Linked DNA regions of Homo sapiens: region 2 is linked to region 1. The links are chromatin contacts, found by Hi-C or POLR2A ChIA-PET in ENCODE. All regions are on one chromosome and are shown on one strand. Each heading gives the region's core, a stretch centred on a gene start or an enhancer-like site at or near the end of the contact. The rest is flanking DNA. Distances are from core to core; before and after follow the strand shown.

Evidence for each region. A loop is a pair of places that touch in the nucleus more often than their neighbours do. ChIA-PET counts read pairs that join two places held with the same protein, here RNA polymerase II (POLR2A). Pooled maps may share reads with other maps.
Region 2: a loop to region 1 is called in a map of endothelial cell of umbilical vein, with 7 times the contacts of the local background. The contact joins the promoter of CDSN here to the promoter of TCF19 in region 1. A Hi-C loop is called at or near these places in 10 of 168 maps with a recorded cell type or tissue (B cell, CD4-positive, alpha-beta memory T cell, CD8-positive, alpha-beta T cell and 6 more), 12 of 37 single-sample maps with no recorded cell type and 21 of 50 pooled maps. POLR2A ChIA-PET finds 5 or more read pairs at or near these places in 7 of 52 experiments (H1, HEK293T, K562 and 3 more).

What each region holds. Positions count from the first base shown.
Region 1 is chr6:31,157,331-31,159,850 of GRCh38, reverse strand. It overlaps TCF19 (transcription factor 19), which reads right to left and starts at 1,262. Exons shown (of 4, transcript NM_007109.3): 1 at 1,129-1,262; 2 at 144-954. The coding sequence starts at 381. CCHCR1 (coiled-coil alpha-helical rod protein 1) reads left to right here and starts at 2,049. Exons shown (of 18, transcript NM_001105564.2): 1 at 2,049-2,466. The coding sequence starts at 2,251. RefSeq lists a silencer at 400-583 and enhancers at 1,807-2,307, 2,308-2,520.
Region 2 is chr6:31,119,189-31,121,708 of GRCh38, reverse strand. It overlaps CDSN (corneodesmosin), which reads left to right and starts at 1,263. Exons shown (of 2, transcript NM_001264.5): 1 at 1,263-1,374. The coding sequence starts at 1,290. All of the region lies in intron 1 of PSORS1C1 (psoriasis susceptibility 1 candidate 1), which reads right to left.

The DNA of each region.
Region 1 (2,520 bases), core at 13-2,512:
GGAAGATGAAGGTCTGGACCACGACCATCCATCCAATCTGATGGGAGTATGGGAGGCAGGCAGCAGGGTCTTGTGGAGACCTTACTCATTCCAGCCTGGCGCTTCAACCACCCAGGGGCAAAGCTGCCCTGCTTAATGCTCACCTTGGCTGCTGTGGTCTTCCAGGCTGACCCTCCAGTCATCACCCCGGGGCTCGGCATGCAGTTCGGCGTGGATCCCAGAGATGAGGCCAGGCTCCTGCTGGGGCCGCAGGGCCACATCACACAGGTCGGCCCTGTGGCCCAAGCGATAGGTGCAGCCAGCCCCGGCGGGGGGGTGGAAGGTGTAGAGATCACCGCCCCTGCCGCCCCCTATGCGCAGCAGTTGGAAGCAGGGCAGCATGGGCGGTGCCCCCTCTGCACCACCTCTTCCACTTCAGGCATCCATTTCCTTTCCCACTCCTGGGCCACGCACCGCTGGCTTAAGTTCGCTTCCCAGTCTGATGCAAACTTGAGTTGTGCTGTATGCGGTTTCAACTTTGAGCACACTACCTGAATAGCCCAAATTCAGAGTGCAAGCAGCCTAGGACTCAATGCAAAATTGGTTAAGCCGACTTGCAAATGAAAAATTCCAGGAAGGTCTCCGTGCAATGCAAACTCAGGAACACGTCCTATGGCACCTCACTTGAGCTGGATCCTCAGATCGCAAAATATTTGGGGAGCCTCCAATCTGCAAGGCAAGGATACTTTAGGCAGCTCCTGTGTGTGTCGGGGTGGCGGGGCGCGGGGAAGGAGGTCCTGTTATACACACGTCTACGTGCAATACGAACACATCACCTCTGTGTAATTCGGAGAAGAGTAGCTTCTTCCTGTCAAACTTGCTTATCCTAATAGAGCACTCCTGCTTGCCTGCGCCCCGATCTTCTGGCCAATCCCTCACTCATAACTGGTTGAACCTCCGAGGGCAATGAATCCACTGTCATCCCCCAAAAGAAAGTGCAAACGAGTCCTTAAGTACTCCAACAAATTGGACCTAAACCCCTACTTCCCGGCTTCTCTAGGTGGGATAAAAACAGGAAGGAGCTCCCCGCGATCATGCAAGGCATACCCGGCCTTTTCCCACTCCGCCCCAGCCCCGTTTCGGATCTACCCGCGCGGCGCAGTCTCCGAGTAGCCTCCTCTTCAAGCAGTGCCAGCCTGTGCGGCGGATCCCGGGACCCCTTGGGCTCCTCGGCAGGAGCCGACGTTGCTGCATCTGTTTGACAGCCAAGAAGCCGGGGCCAGGAGGGGCGCGGCCTCTGCGCGCGGGCAGCGCCTACCCCTCCTTCGGAATTCCCGGGCCCGAACTTCGCGCCGAGCGAGCCCGCCCCCGTGCCGTTCCCGATTGGCCAGCTCATGTGTTCTCTTCCGCGCCATTGGACAGCGCCCCAAGATCTCCCGCCTTCCACTTTTTCTGATTAGTTCACAAGTTTTCCCGGGTTGCCGCAGTGAGGAGGAGCCGCCTGGGCGCGGAGATGCTCCGACGCATTTAGTGGGCCCAAATTTAGACGCCACTGCGCCTGCGTACACCTTTCCCCCTCCTCCCAACAGAGTGAAATAGGACTTTAGGGCGCCCGCCTTGCGCAGGCGCGGTCAGGGGCAGAGGCGGGGCCGGGAGCGAGGCGTAGGGGGTGTGGCCAAAGCGCAGTAGGGGGCTCTCGCGGTTGGTAAGGGACGTTCGGGAAGAGTCGGTTGGGGGCGGGAAGGGGCTGAGCGGGGGTCCTGGGAGGGTTCAAGGGGTCCAAAGGGGAAGGGGGTACAGGGGCCAGGTGAAGGGACAGATGAAGAGATCAGAACAGCCTTAGAGCTCACGGGCTAACTGGGTGAAGCCTCGGGTATCTAGGGGAGCAGTGGTGGGAGAGTAGAGCCGGCTAGCGTACAGGGGGCGAGGGCAGGCTATTGAGAGATGGGGGTGAGGGTCAGGACCAGAATAATTCCTTCAGAAAAAGGTAGATTAGGTTGTAAAAAGGGACGGGAGTAGGGATCCCAGATTCGGGTAAAAAATAGATTAATGAGGGTGGGAGGGTGGGAGGAAGATCTTAAAGTGCCCACTATGTGTTAGGACTCGAGAAAGAGGAGGCGGGCAGCAGGCATGGAAGCTAAGGGGATAGTAGAGAGAAGCTGAGAGAACAGCCGCAGGAAAGATTTGAATAAGATGTCAGGACGCTGGCTTTTCTGCCTGGGGATCTAGGCGGCCTGGATTCCCAAGGTCTTGGGGAGGGTCTAGCCCTGCATGTGGCCACATTCAGCTGGGGCCAGGCCTTGGGCCAGCACTTTAACAGGGAAGGACCCAAGAGTCATGGCCTGCTGGTGTCTGGATGGGCTTCCCTCAGGCCTTGCTGAGCCATGGAGAGAACTCTGGAGATGGCGCTCAAGACCCCTGCACTGTGTACCTCCTTTCTCACCTCTGGCCAGGAGCAGCAGGGACCATAGAAACTTAAGGAGGAGGGTAGAGGCACTGCCCAGAATCCTGAAAGTATGAGTAAAGCCTCAGAGCCCCTCT
Region 2 (2,520 bases), core at 14-2,513, 38 kb after region 1:
CTGCCTTTGTGAGGAGATGAGGTTTGGGAAGTGAGTTTGGGTGAGGGGAGCAGGGGTGTCTGAGGCCTGGGGGAGGAGAGGGCAGCTTGCTGGACTCCCAGGCACCTCCCTCCGATACTGATACTCCCGCAATACTAGTGAGCAATTAATTGGCTGGGGCGGGGCAGGGGCCAGAGCAGGAGGGAGGCCAACGCAATGGAGGAGAAGCCACCACCCTCTCAGCAGATGGCAGGGCTCCGGTTCTCCTGGCCTCCTTTCATCCTTTGAGGACCCGGGAGCCTGCCTGGCCCTCCTCGACCTGCCCAGAGCTGGCTGCTGCTTCCTGCTCGCTCATCCAGCCCAGGGCCAGCAGATGGGCTATGGGGCCACCACCTTCCCAATTAGCCTTCTTAGCCTCTTGCTCACCCTTGAGGTCTGGGTTACCAGCCATGGGGAGGGGCTGTGAGTGCCCTGTGAGTAACCAAGGCCCAGCTTTGACAGAGGTCATCAGCCCAGGCCCCTCCCCTGGCTGAGCCCTGGCTCCCAGCACCCCCCCACCCCCGCCACCATGCCGTCCCCAGAGGCCCCCAGAAGCGACAGGTCAGGGAGTTGGTTTTGGGAATGTGGTGCCCCATTTCTGAGAAGGAGAAAGTTCCCCAGGTGATGGAACACGTAATAGGTATGTGGCTGGCCTGGTACTTGGGGAGTGGTGGGAGGGGGAGCCTGGGGGATGGGGGCAGAACTCATATTTGAAGGAGGAAAGTGGAGGTGGAGTGATGGGGTCCTAAGGAAGGAGCAGATCAGGGGCTGTGAATGGGACCTCATTGGGGTTGGGTGGGTGGGGCTGGAGCGGGCACCCAAGTGTGGAAGAAAAAGCTGAAACACCCACGACTGCGAGTGGAGGGCAGATGGAGAGACAGGCCAAGCTACGGTAGGCAGGAGAGTTAAGGAGCCAGGCAGCTGGGTCCCGTGGCAAGAGTGGCCGCCCCAGAGTGGGTGGCCGTGGGGCAGAGCGCCTGGTTCCGGGTTAGGCAATGAGGAGCCGGGGCCAGGCCTGTCAGGTGGCAGGATCGTTAGAGCCCCGTGGCCATGGGTACCCCACACTGCAGCCACTGCTGCTGCTGAGTAGGCAGATGCACCGGGCTGATTACCACGCTCCTCCCGGCCACACCAACTTCCCCTGGGGCACCCACCCCCTCCACCTCTCCTCCTCTCCCCACAGTGACTCCTGCCCAGGGAATGTCCAGCTCTGGCATAAAGGACCCGGGTGTCCTTGAGCTGCCATCAGTCAGGAGGCCGTGCAGTCCGAGATGGGCTCGTCTCGGGCACCCTGGATGGGGCGTGTGGGTGGGCACGGGATGATGGCACTGCTGCTGGCTGGTCTCCTCCTGCCAGGTAGGAGGCTGGGGGCCCTGGGAACAGGAGGGAGGCGGGAGGGAGACTCCGGGAGAGGACCCAGCGAAGGGGACAGGCAGGGGCTCTGGAATCTGCCTTTTGAGTCTGGGGGTTGCTCCTCACTGTATGGTCGCCTCAGGTAAGTTTCTTAAACTTCCTGAGCCCCAGTTTCTGAAACTCTGAAGTGGGGTTAATGACACCTAACTCTAGTCTGTGTGTCTCAAATTAAATAATGTATGTGATATGTACTTTGGAAATTCTAGAGGTTTATATAAATGGTGGTGGTGATTTTTATTATGGGAGCACTACAAGATAATGATTGGACATTTAATAGTAATAATATCATTTTTAGAGCCTTTTTATATGCTAGACTCTGTTTTAAGCACATTTGGATTATATATTAGAACTTTTATTTTTATTTTTTTTTGTGAGATGGAGTCCCACTCTGTCTCCAAGGCTGGAGTGCAGTGGCGTAATCTCGGCTCACTGCAACTTCCACCTCTCAGGTTCAAGCGACTCTCATGCCTCAGCCTCTAGAGTAGCTGGGACTACAGGTGCCCATCACCACACCTGGCTAATTTTCTTTTTTTTGTATTTTTAGTAGAAACAGGGTTTCACCATTTTGGTCAAGCTGGTCTTGAACTCCTGACTCAAGTGATCCGCTCGCCTCAGCCTCCCAAGGTGCTGGGATTACAGGCATGAGCCACCACACCCGGCCTATATTAGCACTTTTGATCATTACAAGAACGGTATGAAAGGAGATTTGCTATTTCCACTCTACAGATGAGGACACTGAGGCTCAGAGAAGTTAGGAAAGTAGCTCAAGATCATGCATTAGAAGGCAGCAAAGCCAAGATTTCAACCCCAGGCCGGGCAACCCCTGGACCTGTGTTGTTGACCACCGGGTACTTATAGCCCTTGAGGAATTTCTGCGACCTTCCCATGGTCTAGTGGGTGGTTGGTGTCTGAGGGAATAGCGAAAGAGAGAGGCAATGCATGGTGGATTCGTGCAGAGGACTGAAGGGAATTGGCACAGCTGGGGTTCGGCGTGGAGGTGCATGCAGAGAATTTCTTTCTGAGGAGAGAACAGGGACATCACAGAGGATGGCAGTCTGGTTGTTGGTGGAGGGATCAGGATGAGTGGCA